2 separate regions of the Homo sapiens genome follow, and region 2 is linked to region 1. Evidence: chromatin loops called from intact Hi-C (ENCODE). Cell type or tissue: endothelial cell of umbilical vein. All regions are shown on one strand.

Region 1 (8,000 bases):
CTAAAGGAAGAGATTGAAAGGCGAAGAGCAGAAGCTGCTGAGAAACGCCAGAAGATGCCAGAAGATGGCTTGTCAGATGACAAGAAACCATTCAAGTGTTTCACTCCTAAAGGTTCATCTCTCAAGGTATTTTTTTCCCCAGAAAACTTCTATTAGAATATGATAGAGACTGGATTTTAGCCCCTTGTTTAGTTATTGATTATACAGGGCCTTTGTTCATTTATCTTTTTGCTATCCTTCCAAGTTAATCTGTTCAGGCTGCTATAACAAAATACTTTAGACTGGGGCCAGGCACGGTGGCTCATGCCTGTAATCCCAGCACTTTGGGAGGCAGATGTGGGCAGATCACCTGAGGTCAGGAGTTCGAGACCAGCCTGGCCACCGTGGTGAAACCCCATCTCTACCAAAAATTCAAAAACTAGCCGGACGTGGTGGCACACACCTGTAATAATCTCAGCTACTTGGGAGGCTTAGGCAGGAGAATCACTTGAACCCAGGAGGCAGAGGTTGCAGTGAGCTAAGATAATGCCACTGCACTCTAGCCTGGGCAACAGAGCAAGATTCCATCTCAAAATTTATCACTCACAGTTTTGGAGGCTGGAAAGTCAAAGATCAAGGTGCCAGCAGATGTGGTGTCTAGTGAGGGCCTATTCCTCATAGGTGGCACCTTCTCCCTGTGTCCTTACATGGTGGAAGGAGAAAGGGAGAAAACAGGCTTCCTTAGGCCTCTTTTATAAGGGCACTAGTCCCATTCACAAGGGCCTCACCCTCATCACCTAGTTACCACCCAAAGGTCTCACCTCTTAATACCAACACATCAAGGACTCAGTTTCAACATATAAATGTTGGACCATAGCACCTCCTTTCAGCTGTTTCACAGCTTCTCTTTGTTTACAACATATGGAAAGGAGGGACAGTAGTGAAATTTTTATCTGTTGTTTATTAGATGCTTTGGCATACATTAAAATGACATTCGGTGATTATCTCTCAATTTTACTGATCCACATTCTCCATGTGCCTCATTCCTTTGAGCAACTGAGAATAGAGACATCTAAAATTTATAAAATAGGAAAGTATATTTTAAAAGTTTAAGCTGCTTTTCATGCTAGCTGTTCATTTTTTCTTTGTCATGATTAAAAGCCAGCTGGAAATGGTACAGGTGCAAATTTTAAAGCAATTATTATGGGAGGAGGTGAAATGTGACTTGGAAAGGGTCCTTTTCCAGGATGGCTTTGGTCCTATGACAGCCTTCATGGAGCACAGCTCCTATTTGATGTAAAACAGAGTGCTGCCAAGAGAACAGAAAAGGAGCAGGAATCAGCTGAGTCAGGGAGATGATAGAATAGTTGAGATGTAGGGAAAACACAGTGGACTCAAGAAAGTAGCATCCTTGATTTATAATCAGTCCACCATTATTGCCAGTGGCAGTTTCTTTGAGAATTAACATCATTGAGCATCTAGCACAGTGCCTTACATCATATTGAAGATACTTAATAAAAATTTGTTAAATGATGAATAAAGGAATGAATCTTCAGAGATTGGGACTTTTAACATTTCATTTTCCATCAACCTAGCTAGGTTATAAAGCATCAACAATGGACAAAGCCATGAGAGAATTATACCCAGGTCTGGCCGGGCACAGTGGCTCACACCTGTGATCCCAGCATTTTGGGAGGCCGAGGTGGATGGATCACCTGAGGTCAGGAGTTCTAGACCTTCCTGGCCAATCTGGTGAAACCCCATCCCTACTAAAAATACAAAAATTAGCCAGGTGTGATGGCGCACACCTGTAATCCCAGGTATTTGGGAGGCTGAGGCAGGAGAACCACTTGAACTTGGGAGGCAGAGGTTACAGTGAGCCGAGATCGTGCCACTGCACTCCAGCCTGTGTGACAGAATGAGACCCTATCCCAAAAAAAAGAAAAAAAGAATCATAGCGAGGTCTGGATGGTTAATTATGTACATATGTGTACGGTTATATCAAGTGGCACACCAAAATGACCAAAAACTGCTTACATTTTACAGTTATTACTTGTTCCACATGAAAATCAGAATTTTTTAATCCCCAAATAACTTCCCTTAGTCTTTTTTTTTTTTTTTGAGATAGAGTCTCGCTGTGTTGCCCAGGCTGGAGTGCAGTGGCACCATCTTGGCTCACTGCAACTTCCGCCTCCCAGGTTCAAGCGATTCTTCTGCCTCAGCCTCTCGAGTAGCTGGGACTACAGGTGCACGCCACCATGCCCAGCTAATTTTTGTATTTTTAGTAGAGACAGGGTTTCACCATATTGGCCAGGCTGGTCTCGAACTCCTCACCTCATGATCCGCCCACCTTGGTCTCCCAAAGTGCTGGGATTACACGCATGAGCCACCATGCCCGGCTCACTTAGTCTTTATGATGGTCTAGGTCCCAGTCATATTTCTGATACCTCCCAAATAAATTATTTGTACTTGAACCCTTGTCTCAAGGTCTGCTTCAGGGAAAATTTAAACTAAGCCACAGAGGGATTATACATTTAATATCTGATTATTTATGAAATACTTAATGCATGCTATGTCCTATGAGGGAAAGAACAAAGCAAGGTGGCTGCCCTGATGGCTCTAATGACTGCCTCAAAGAAACAATTCAAGAATTACAAAAGTGAGCAGAGCAAAATGAGTAGAGAAAGGCCTTGTGGAGTAGGCAAGCTTTATTTATAAACTCTGAAATTTGAATTTTATGTAATTTTATTGTGCTTTTCTAATGTCATGAAATATTATTCTTCTTTTGATTTTTTTTTAACCGTTTAACAGTGTGAAAACCATTCTCAAGGCCAGGTGCGGTGGCTCACACCTGTAATGCCAGCACGTTGGGAGGCTGAGGCAGGTGTATCACCTGAGGTCAGGAGTTTGAAACCAACCTGGCCAACATGGTGAAACCTCGTCTCTACTAAAAATACAAAAATTAGCCAGGCAAAGTGGCAGGTGCCTGTAATCCCTACTCAGGAGCCTGAGACAGGAGAATCACTTGAACCTGGGAGGCAGAGGTTAGCTGGGCGCAGTGGCGCATGCCTGTAATCCCAGCTACTTGAGAGGCTGAGGCAGAAGAACTGCTTGAACCTGGGAGGCAGCAACAAAAGCAAAACTCCGTCTCAAAAAAAAAAAAAGAAAAGAAAAAGAAAACCATGTTCTCTCTTTCTACCTTCTTTAAAATCCCACCCAAGCCTTCCTTGAACAGTCTTGGTAACATGAAGAAAATAGTAGTCATCTAGACTTCCAAATTCTACTGTGGTTTTTTTTTTTTGTTTTTTTTTTTCAGGAGAAACTACAACCTACCCTACCCTCCTCTAATTATTTCTTCTCTACCAAATTTCTCAACGTACCTATTTCTCTGGTCTTTCCCTCAGCCAGATGCTGGCTTCCCATTTCATCTAGTACCCCCAGGAAGCCATTTATCTACTCCCTCTGATGGAGAGGCATTTGTCTGCAATTGATTAAAGTAGATGTATAAAAAAGGTCTAGGTTATTTTAAATTTCTATGTAAGAGAGACACATATTCAGGGGCAGACAGTCTATGCTTCCCTCCATGTATGTGCCTTGAAGAACTTGCTGTGACTCTGATTTTCAAGCTCAATTTCATATTCTACAATGTAATTGGGATAGCTATTGATACCCTTGGCCCTGCAACTTTTATAAGTGGTCACAAGTTAGCATTGTAGAATACCAATGGGAGGAAAAATATTTGCTATTTGACATCAAAATACTACCAACTACTGTATTTTTAAAAAATATCTCATGATTTCTATTCCTTGTTTGGGAAAGTCTGTACCTAGTTTTTCATCATTAAATTATGTTAGCAGTGACTGATTTTCATATGCAATAAAGAATAGATTTTAAGTAAATTAAATTCAAAGATTTTTTAATTTCTATTGCCTTTATTGGTTGGGGCAGGGTGTGGAGTAACGAGAGCACCAATTTTCTAAAACGAATGGTGTGCTTTTATTCCAAGTTTTATCGAGACAATACTGCCACCTCTTGGTCTTCAGAAGAACCAATTTCCCTTGTTAAATTCCTTAAACAGAACATTTAATATACAAATTCAGTACAAATTGTTTAGAGCCACTAAGTTAGGATATTTTCTAGCAGGAGTGCATCAGTAAACGGACAGTGCATCCTGACAAAATGTGCGAAATGCAATGATGAAGTCAGGCTATGTTAGCTATGATAGAAGCAAAAGGAGGAGTAGGAATCTGAGAATCTCGGTGATTTGAATAAATGCCATGGCCAAGGTTAGAAAGATGATCCCTGAGTCATAAAGATGCTGCAGGTGGGACAAAGAACAGTTCTCACCTCCGCTATCCCCTTCTGCAGTGCCTCTATCCTCCCACCACACTGAATTTTTCTTTATCCCCAGTCTCACCACGCTGCGTGCCTTGTGGCTCTCCAAATCTTTGTACATGTGCTTGCTTTGCCAGAAATGCCCTTTCCTGGCTAAGCCATGCACTTCCTTCCTCACTTTCATAAACTCATTTCTGAAACCATGTAAACCAGAAACTACTAATCTCAGCTCAAATATCAACACTACTGAAAAGCCTTCTCCACCTCCCCCAGATAGTTACTTCTTATACACACAGCATTTTTTTCTTTAATATTGTACCTACTGTTAATTTTTAAATATTTTATTTTATATACTTTACTAGTCTTCCCTACTAAATTCTGTGTTCCTTAAAGAATAAGACCTTGTCAGTCAGGCACAGTGGTTCACACCTGTAATCCCAGCACTTTGGGAGTCCAAGGTGGGCGAATCATGAGGTCAAGAGATCGAGGCCATCCTGGCCAACATGGTGAAATCCCATCTCTACTGAAAATACAAAAATTAGCTGGGCATGGTGGCGCGCATCTGTAGTCCCAGCTACTCGACGCTGAGGCAGAAGAATCACTTGAACCCGGGAGGTGGAGATTGCAGTGAGCCGAGATTCCACCACTGCACTCCATCCTGGCAACAGAGTGAGACTCTGTCTCAAAAAAGAAAAAGAAAAAGACCTTGTCTATCTTAGCTTGCTTAGGTTGCCATAACAAAATACCATAGACTGGATGGATTAAACAATAGAAATGTATTTCTCACAGTCCTGGAGGCTGGAAGTCCAAAATCAAGGTGCAAGCAGATTCAGTTTCTGGTGAGAGCCCTCTTCATGGCTTGCAGATGGCTGCCTTCTTACTGTGTCTTCACATGGAGGAAAGAGAGCAAGTGAGCTCTCTAGTGTGTCTTCCTGTAGGGATAACAATCCTGTAGGATCAGGGTTCCACCGCTCTGATCTCATTTAACCTTAATTACTTCCTTAGAGGCCCCATTTCCAAGTACAATCACATTGGGGGTTAGGGCCTCAACACATGCATTTTAGGGGGACACAGTTCGATCAATAGCACTATTTTATTTATTAGTATTCAATTTTATATAGAAGGTACTGAGTATATTATTTATTGGCTAATTGTTTGGCTGACAGGCTGGCAGGGATAAAAATAGGATAGATGGATGGATAGATGGATGGATGGATGGACGGACGGACGGATGGGTAATATTTATTAAAAGTGCCAGTGCATTGCATAGTTCTAAACTGTTTCACCTTACTCACCTGGGAATTTTTTCTACAGAAATATACTTCTAAGTTTATAATTAAAATCAGAAAAATAAGAGTTACTTTACAGATGTTTTATATATCCCATAAAGTCAGCACTACTTATAGTACTTTTTTGCATAGTTTTTTAAGTAAGAGTTTGCTTTTGTCTTTGTAGGAAATCATCAGAAAGAATGAAATGCTCTTACTAGTATCTATAAAACTGTTATTCAACTGATATTAGAGAGGAAGCATGTTTTCAAAAAAAAAAAACTCTGTGGTATTTATTAATTGCTCATGAATCCCAGACCAGTCTGGGTCAGAAAGAACCCCTCACATCTTGGAGAATTGTGTGTATCCCCTCAAAATTCATATGTTGAAATCCTAATCTGCAATATGATGGTATTAGGAGGTGGGATCTTTGGAAGACAATTAGGTCATGAGGGTGGAGGCCCCCTTAATGGGATTAGTGCCCTTGTAAGAAGAGACACAGAACCTTATTTGCTCCCTCTCTATTCTGCACTATATGAGGACACAGCAGGAAGGTGGCCATCTGCAAACCATGAAGAGAGGTCTCACCAGACCCCAACCATGCTGGCAACCTAATCTTAGACTTCCCAGTCTCCGGAACTGTGAGAAATGTTTGTTGTTTTAAGGCACCCAGTCTATGGTAATTTCTCACATTAACCAAGACTCACTGAGACAAGGGGCCACTCAAACATACTAGCCTAGGGCAACTAAAATCCAGTAGATTTCTTGACTGTCCTGAACAGGGAAGAAAATGGAACTTTTCAGCGTGCATGTGCTTTGGCACATGCAGTCATAAGCAAAGAAGGTATTTGCTCATGGTATTGATAGGTGATGGGTGGTAGAGGATATTTCTAGCCTGGAGTTGGGTGTGGCATGGATTCAACAAATATTTGCTTATTGCTAACATCTAAATTTAAGTGTTACAGTTTCAGTAAAATATAATGTTTGATTTAGCAGCTTCAGTTGTAGCAAAAAAGTTCCTAGCTTTAAAAAAAAAAGAACTCATCAAAGACTACTAACTGCTGATTTTTTCTATGTCCAACCCTGTTTCTCTGGGCTCATTTCCTCATTTCACACTTGGGCTAAGAGGGGCTTCATGGGAAGCCTCAGCCATTACAGATGAGCTGTGCCCCATCCTCATTCTACCTGTATCCCGCCTTTTACGTTCCAAGGCTAATTAAGTTCAGCAATAGGCTTGATCATTGACCCTTGTCAAGTTAGGAAATCAGGTTAAGCAATAAGGGACTAGTTCACATTTCCTAGTTATTCAATCCTGTTACATACCAAATACATAGTTAAAACATTATGGGAAAATTTTGTTACTCGAATAGCATGGTATGTCTCTAGTAAATACATCCTAAAGGGTAACAGTGTGTGTTTTTGAAAAAATTATTTGTTTGTTGTTGTTGCATTTTGTTTGTTTGTTTTGAGACAGATGCTCACTCTGTCACCCAGGCTGGAGTGCAGTGGCACAATCTTGGCTCACTGCAATCTCTCCCTCCCAGGTTCAAGCAATTCTCCCACCTCAGCCTTCCAAGTAGCTGGGGCTACAGGCGCGTGTCACCACACCCAGCTACTTTTTGTATTTTTTAGTAGAGATAGGGTTTCACCATGTTGGCCAGGCTGGTCTTGAACTCCTGACCTCAAGTGATTTGCCTGCCTCGGCCTCTCAAAGTGCTAGGATTATAGGTGTGAGCCTCAGCGCTCAGCCAATTATGTTAGTCTTAAACTTTAATTATTTTGCCACTGATTTATATTGTTTTAGAGGCATTTTTATTCCATTTCTGTCTGGTCTTTATTTTGCCTTGAAAACTTGATTTTTTTTTTTTTACACGTTTTCTCTATCCTGTATCAATCCTACCTTCATTCCCCCAAATCTCACTATCAAATACCTTATATGTAGTTTTGCTTTCTAGCAGAGCTACGCACAGTAACTCAAATACCCTTATATGCTCTTCGGTGTGTTTAACAGGTTCAGGGATGATATTGGCCTGGGCTGAGAAACACTGTTTATAAGCTTGAAATATTAATTGGGTTTATTTTCTTTTGTAATTCCTAGATAGAAGAGCGAGCAGAATTTTTGAATAAGTCTGTGCAGAAAAGGTAAATATGCTTGATGGTTCAATTGAGCTAATCAGCTAGCATATGTATGAGAAGATTCTCTCTCATATTTTTATATGTATGTGTTTACTTTTTTAGCAGTGGTGTCAAATCGACCCATCAAGCAGCAATAGTCTCCAAGATTGACAGCAGACTGGAGCAGTATACCAGTGCAATTGAGGTGAGAATTGTCCTCAGCGTTATGGTCCTGCTGAACAGAAATAGATTCTGACTACATAGAAGAGCATAAAAACACTTAGGACAATAATCAAGTCCAAT
Region 2 (8,000 bases), 340 kb before region 1:
CCGGGCGCGGTGGCTAACGCCTATAATCCCAGAACTTTGTGAGGTCAAGGTGGGCGGATCACTTGGGGTCAGGAGTTCGAGACAAGCCTGGCCAACATAGTGAAATTCTATCTCTACTAAAAATACAAAAATTAGGCCAGGAACAGTGGCTCACGCCTGTAATCCCAGCACTTTGGGAGGCGGAGGTGGGCTGATCACGAGGTCAGGAGATCAAGACCATCCTGGCTAACACGGTGAAACCACGTCTCTACTACTAGCCAGGCGTGGTGACATTGCACCTGTAGTCCCAGCTACTCAGGAGGCTGAGGCAGGAGAATCGCTTGAACCCAGGAGGCGGAGGTTGCAGTGAGCCGAGATCACACCACTGCACCCCAGCCTGGGCGGTAGAGCGAGACTCAGTCTCAAAAAAAAAAAAAAAATTAGCTGGGCATGGTGGTGCATACCTGTAATCCCACCTACTCAGGATTCCACTGCTGAGGCAGGAGAATCGCTTGAACTCAGGAGGCAGAGGTTGCAGTGAACTAGGATGGCACCACTGCACTCCAGCTTGGGTGACAGAGTGAGACTCCTTTTCCAAAAAAAAAAAAGTAAAAACCATACCAAAGGCTGGATGTGATACATGGGCCATAGTTTGGCAATCCCTGGTCTAGATCAAGGCACCTCTAAAAATTTCACAGATGTGTCATGCCCTTGAATATTTGTAGGGCTTATCTTCTATCACCTGAGGTGCAGATGCCTTACTTAGGCATTGAGAACTCTAGTCACTTTTTGCTACCAGGTCTGCTTGGCATGATCTCATCAAAATAGTGGAACAATGACCAGAATGTCCAGGTGATCAAGGTCCATCATCTGTCTAGTTCAAACAAGGACCAAACTGGTAAATTGAATGGGTTTTCATGGGGAGAATCACTCCTGCATCCTTTAAGTGTTTGAGGAAGACACAAATCACTTCAGGATGCAGCAAGTAGCTACTTGAGGAAAGATTGTGAATAGCTACTTTAACTACTTGCTATGGCATTGCTGGCACTTCCTCAAGGGGACATGGCCCTTTAATCAGTGTATTCTAAGTCTTAAAATGGCCTTAGTTCTTAAAACGGGACAAGAGATCATGATTCCCTATCATGTGCTGACCAACCCAAGGTGTTTTTCAGATTATTAATCAAACAATATCTTAATGTATGTAGCTGCTAGGATACCATAGTTTATTAGTCTTAGGCTCCCTAGTTGTTACTCTGGCCTTGTTACCCATTAGGGTAATTGAGTATACCTGTCTTCCTGCAAGGTTGTTGTGGAAATTAACGCAGCAGCTAATTTCAACAATCCTACCTTTCGACAGTTTTATGCTGTCATCTGGCTATTCTAGATCCTATCATTCTTATTGACACCAGGGAGCCCAGTTTCTGAGAGTGTCTCCTACTATCAATCTTGACCTACAGAGGACACACAACATTGAGTTTCTCAAGGTGCTAGTGCCTCCTTTATGAATGCTTTATTCCTTATTGCTTTAGTAAAGAGAGCATCCTCTGGGTCCTCATGGGAAACATAATCATCTAGTGGTTCTTTGGTGTCTCACAATACATCAGTTCTAACATGCCTACCTTTCTGAACTTTTAGATCCCTTCCTCTGCCAAGGAATTTCCAGCATCTCTACCTCATTTACTGCAGACATAATTGTTTACAAGCTGCAAGGAGCTATTTTAGCAGTTTATTAGCAGTGGCTCCAGCTATCCATACCAGGACAAGCTCGGGGAGGAGAAAGCAAAGAGCAAGGAGAATGAAAGAACAGACCACACGCCTTCTTCCCTCTGTTAAATCCATCAACCAAAAATCAGTTCTGAACTGTGGGAGGGGAAACATGTTGAAATGCATTACAGTTTGAAGTTTTTAGCCAGATAGTACATTTTAGTACCTGAAAAGTCAGATTGTTTTAACACACAATAGTGGCTGGAAAGTGATTGCCTATGATATCTCCAAGGAACAGGGAAGAGAGGAGAACCAATGGTATTCTGGGGTTGGGGGACAAGATGTTGCTCTGCAGTGAAGTGGTGTGATCTCAACTCACTACAGCCTCAACCTCCCTGGCTCAGCCAATCTTCCCATCGCAGCCTCCTGAGTAGCTGGGACTACAGGGGCACACTACCATGCCTGGCTAATTTTTTCATTTTTGTAGACACAATGTCTCACTATGTTGCCCAGGCCGGTCTTGTGTTTCTGGGCTCAAGTGATCCTCCCATCTTGGCCTTCCATAGTGCTGGAATTACAAGCATGAGCCACCATGCCTGGCCCCAGTGGTATTTTTGAAGGCAGTGGTGCAAGAAAAATAGCTGTTTCCTCATTGTTCACTACCAATTACAGACAGTTCAAATAACAAGCTGTACAAGTATTGCAGTGCAAAATGGAGTTACTGCCTCTTCGTTCTTTGATTTTTTTTTTCCATTTAGGAAATGGGTTAAAATAAGCTATTGTGCAATATGAAATTACTAGACATTCTGTCCTTTATAAACACAAATACATTAATTCTGCATACCGTAATATGTGAACCGGTTTTGGAGACTGGAGAGTAGTAACATAAATGCCATACAGGAGCTTTAGCCATTCACTATGGCGCTCAAGGAAGGAAATAAATGTCTCATCCATGGCCATGGGGGGCGGCTGTTCAAAGAGAGCTTAATGAAACAGGTTATACTTAAACAGAAGTTGACATGCTGAGTGTGGTTTTGAAAGATATACAGAAAAAATGATTTCTGAGTATAGAGAACAATAGGAAAAGGTATGGCAGTATACTAAAAATGAGTAATCCAATTTAGATGAAACAAAGAATCTATGAAGAGATATAATGGAAAACAAAGCCTGAAAAACATACTTGGCCAATATCTGAAGTCTTGGACACAAGGTGGCAGGATTTATACATTATAGGTAGGCGTATGCTATGGTTTGCATACATAGTTCACATGTTGGATGTGATCACCTTAACACCCAAGGTGATGGTATTAAGAGGTGGGGTCTTTGGGAGGTAGCGAGGGCTCCATCCTCATCAATGAAATTAGTGCCCTTATTAAAGGACTTGAAGGCACCTGTTAGCTTCTTCTGTCTTTTCTGCCATGTGAGGATGCTGCAAGAAGGCACCCTCACCAATTACTGAAGCTGCCAGCACCATGATCTCAGACTTCTCAGCCTCTAGCACTGTAAGAAATACATTTCTATTGCTTATAAATTCCCCCATCTAAGACATTTTGTTATAGCAGCAGGAACAGACTAAGGCAGTATATTAGTCCATTTTCAAGCTGCTGATAAAGACATACCCAAGGCTGGGTAGTTTATAAAGAAAAAGAGGTTTAATAGACTTACAGTTCCGCGTGGCTGAGAGAGGCCTCACAATCATGGCAGAAGGCGAGAAGCACATTTTACAAGGTGGCAGACAAGAGAAAAATGAGAACCATGCGAAAAGGGTTTCCTCTTATAAAACCATCAGATCTCATTAGACTTATTCACTACCATGAGAACAGTATGGGGGAAACTGTCCCCATGATTCAATTATCTCCCACTGGGCCCCTTCCACAACATGTGGGAATTATGGGAGCTACAATTCAAGATGAGATTTGGGTGGGGACACAGCCAAACCATATCAGGCAGCATAAGAAAGATTGATTGAAATTCTAATATTTCCCTTGGTGTTTTAAAAATAATTTATTTAAATTCTTATTTATAAACTGAACCTCAAGATAGAGGAATTGGGAGTAAGACTCCACTAAGGGACAGTGGGAAGGGAGCTGGGAAGCACAGCAGTGACTGGGGTAACTATCAGTACATTCTGATGGGAGGGACTTAGTGGAAAGAGACAGCCCAAAATTCTTGCTGCATCTGCCAGTCAGCATAGTTGAGGTGGGAACAGACAGGGCCCTGTTACTCAGGCACCACTTCTGAATTTGGCATCCTCCAATAAGTCTTTCTTTCGCTGAAGTCCACCCACTACCCCATCCCAGTCTGATCTTGGTCTGAGTATAGGAAGTGAATGGTATACCTCTGTGTCAGACCCTGTGTGCCAAGGGTTCTTTACCTCTGGAGCTGATCACTTAACCTTCAAGTTGAATACTGGAGTCCAGTATCAAAACACCGCATTTACATTAACAAGCATATGCTTCCCCATTCCTTAATCATCAGAAGGAATAGAGTTATTAGAAAGTTGCTAAGGTGTTAGAAATCCATCAGTTGTCTGAGAAAGTTAGTGGAAGGATGCAGTAGAACAACACATTTAAAATGACTACCACTTCCTGGCACAGAGTAGATATTCAATATCAAGTTTCCTCTCTGTTGTTTTCCTACACAAGAGAGTGGCACAGAGTAAGTAATATCTGTCCTATAAACACTCACCATGGCTATCCCTCCCTGCCCTGCTAAAAGAAGACATAGTATATCCTCCCATTAATTTCTTTCCCCATTCCTACAGATATTCTTCCTATGAGATGGTGTCATCCTTATCCATTCCTGTTTTCTTCTTCTGGACACCTATGGTTTGTTTCTGTCCGTTTATGATGCAATACCTCAAACAACATTCAGTTCCTCAGATATGAGCTGACTAATGAAGGAGAAACAAAAGGGCTTCTTCCTCTTGGCTTAGATGCAACAATTCTGTTTTTCCAGGCTAAGGATTTCTTCGGGGTTTTGTTTTTCTTTGGTTTGGTTTGGTATAGCGCCACAAGTTGCTGTTGACTCATTTAGCTTCTAGCCAAAGGAAACCCCTGAGCCTCTTTTTCCTCCATGTGATGCTGCTGAGCCATCTCTTCCCCACCCAGATCTTGGAGAGCTGTTTGCTTTTCTAGATCTGAGTAAAGGACCTCTCATACCCAGTAAATTCCATCTTGTTAGATTCATTTTCTTCATTGTAGCCTTTAAGCACATTAACTATCCTGTTCCATCACCACTCCACATATCTTCTTCAAATTAGATTGATTTTCCAGTGATGTTCTTTATTGAAGACATTGCTAAAAAGCCTAAGTAGGACAGGAGACAACACTGAGCCCTGTGACCTGCCACAAGAAGCCTCTTAACAGGTTGAAAGAGAATTCATTAAACAGAACTCTTTTGGTATGGTCATTCAACTGGATGTGAATTCACCTAATTGATCTAGAATCCAGTTCATATTATTACACATTTTCTTTTTTTTTTTTCTTTTATATTTAGATGGAATCTCGCTGTCACCCAGGCTGTAGTGCAGTGGCCTGATCTTGGCTCACTGCAACCTCTGCCTCCCGGGTTCAAGCGATTCTCCTGCCTCAGCCTCCCAAGTAGCTGGGATTACAGATGCCTGCCACCACGCCTAGCTAATTTTTTGTATTTTTAGTAGAGATGAGGTTTCACTGTGTTAGCCAGGATGGTCTCGATCTCCTGACCTTGTGATCCACCCGTCTCGGCCTCCCAAAGTGCTGGGATTACAGCCATGAGCCACAGCGCCCGGCCTATTACATATTTTCTAAAACAAATCATGAGATATCTTGCCAAATGCTTTGTTCAAGTCACATCTACAATTTTTGCGGCACTCACTTCATCTTCCAGTCTAGAAAGTCTATCAAAAATGAAAATAATTCTACTGTAGAATGGTTTACTCTTTGTGAATACTGTTTATTAATGTTTGAAATGTACCACCCCTCTCCATTGCCCTCACCCATTAAAAAACTCATTTTCTAAAATGTGCCTCCCGCCGCCCCACTTTTTTTTTTTTGAGGCAGAGTCTCGCTCTGTCACCCAGACTGGAGTGCAATGGTGTGATCTCAGCCCACTGCAACCTCCGCCTCCCAGGTTCAAGCAATTCTCTTGCCTCAGCCTCCCGAGTAGCTGGGACTATAGGTGTGTGCCACCACACCCGGCTAAGTTTTGTATTTTTAGTAGAGATGGGGTTTCGCCATGTTGACCGGGCTGGTCTCAAACTCCTGACCTCAAGTGATCTGCCTGCCTTGGCCACCCAAAGTGCTGTGATTACTGGCATGAGCCACCACACCTGGCCTCAAATGTACCCCTTTTTTCATAGAGACAGTACAGCACTGTGATCCAAAGTGTGGCTTGAATCCTGGCTCCTCTACCTTCTGGCTGTGCTGACATGGGCACGTCGCCTTGGCTATCTGTCCCTCAGGTTCTTAATCAGTAAAATGAGAACAATGATAGAACCCACATCATAGGATTAGTATAAGGATTGAATCACTTCACATTGATAAAGCATTTAGAAGCATTTCTGGCACTTTAGTAAGCAAAATATGATTCTGGAATTTGGAAGATATTTGAGCTAGAGATATAAACATGGGAGTCTTTGGCATATCAATAGTATTTGTTTTACCTTGGGTTCCCCTAGAAGCAGATCCTGACAAGGATGTTAGTGTAAATACTTTATTTGGGAGGAGAGTCCAAGAAATACTGGTGGAGAAATGGGGAATTGAGACAGGAAAAGGAAGGACGTCAATAAACGGTGCATTATGAAGTAAGTTACTCTTGCAGATAACAGATGTTTAGTTCCATTGTGGGACTCTGGGAGACAGTGTAGAAGAGGCCTTAAAGTTATCCTAACTGAGGGACCAGAAAGCTAAATAATTATCCATCAAACCTCAACCGTCTTTGGCCAAGGCCTGCTTTGGGGGCTTAACTCTTCAGCAGTTCCAGCTTCTCTGCAAGAGAGTCCAGAGCTCCCTGGGTCAAGAAAAGGCCCCAAGGCAGAGAATCTGAAGTGCCCCCAGTAATCAGCCTTCTGTGTGCAGAGGTGAGTCTTGAGGGACTATGAGTGGGGCACCCAAGCATGAGAGTATCTGATGTCATCCTAGGAGTGAGTGAAGTTAGAGAGAAGGTGGGGTCTGGCCACCAAAGTGCTGTAGCACTCCAACATTTGGAGGTCAAGAAGATAAGATGGAACCAGGAAAAGAAACTGAGGAGAGGCCAGTGAAAAAAAAGAGAGTAGAGTTCTGGACTCCAAGTTGAGAGGAAGAATCCAAGCAGGAGGAAGAATCAACCATGTCAAATGCTGCAGAAAGGTCAAATAAGGTGAGGATTGAAGATTGACCATTGGATTTAGATACTTGGAGGCCACTGTTGACCTTGACAGGAGCAGTTTTACAGAGGTGGTTCAGGATAGGGCGTGAGTTCCAAAGAAGTAAAATTGGAGGCAGCCTGTATAGACAACTCTTTCAAATAGTTGGTTGTAGAGAAATAAAACAGTGGCTGAAGGGGGTGTGCATGTCGAGAGAGAGAGAGTTTGAGAAGGGAAGTGTTGTAGCATGGTTGTATGTGGATGGGATTAATTCAGTCAAGAGGGAAAAACTGATGATGCAGGGAAAAGAAGGATAGTTATGAAAGTGTTATCCTTCATAAGTGAGAGGGAATGGGATCTTGTGCACAAGCAGAGGAAGTTTCCTTAGAAGCAGAGACCACTTGTCAATAGCAACAGAGAGAAGGCAGAAGGGTCTACACACTCCACCACAGATGCAGACAGGTGGTGAAGTGTGTAGAAATTCGCTTCTGAGCTCTGATAAATTTGACAGAAACAAGCAAGTCAGCTGATATCTGATGATTGGGGCAGAGGGGATGTTGGAGTATTGAGGAGAATGGAGAAGGTGGGAAGTAATCATCCAGGATTGAGAATAGATGAGGAACAGGGAGAAGGATCGCCAAGCAGCACCAAAGGGTCATGGGAGATGAGTGGCCTAAGGGCAGTCGGCAGAGTTTTGTCTTTCTCCAGCCATGTTCAACTGCTTGGGTGCAGACAGAGTGGAGGAGAAATAGATTTAACCAAGGTTGGGTATGCTTTATGTCCAACTTCCAACATGTAACCTTGCTCCAGGAAGACATTATGTAGTTATTGGCTAAGAAATTAAATTTTATTGAGACAATAATCCTGAATTCCAAGAGTTTTGAGAATATGTTAAAAGCAAAGTGAGATAAAAGAGATTTATGGGAAAGCAAAGCAGAAGTTGCTTTACTCAATCCATTTTGAAGGTGTTTCTTTGCCAAAACTGAATAGA

The links. Peaks named below come from ENCODE experiments on the same cell type or tissue, not always from the same donor. Only the 100,000 strongest peaks of a DNase experiment are listed, where the experiment ranks them.
Region 2: it touches region 1 in a loop (3-fold over the local background); 7 of 110 quality-filtered maps call a loop at or near these places.

The regions. Positions count from the first base shown.
Region 1 is chr7:134,950,389-134,958,388 of GRCh38, forward strand. It overlaps CALD1 (caldesmon 1), which reads left to right. Exons shown (of 15, transcript NM_033138.4): 9 at 1-126; 10 at 7,681-7,724; 11 at 7,821-7,902. Among named protein-coding and RNA genes, the nearest start is that of AGBL3, 32 kb to the right of the region's middle. In endothelial cell of umbilical vein, CTCF peaks have their summits at 4,014 (motif pointing left) and 4,229; no DNase peak of the experiment used is centred here.
Region 2 is chr7:134,609,494-134,617,493 of GRCh38, forward strand. No RefSeq gene overlaps it. Among named protein-coding and RNA genes, the nearest start is that of BPGM, 33 kb to the right of the region's middle. In endothelial cell of umbilical vein, no CTCF peak of the experiment used is centred here; a DNase peak (open chromatin) is centred at 4,588; H3K27ac peaks cover 2,451 bases.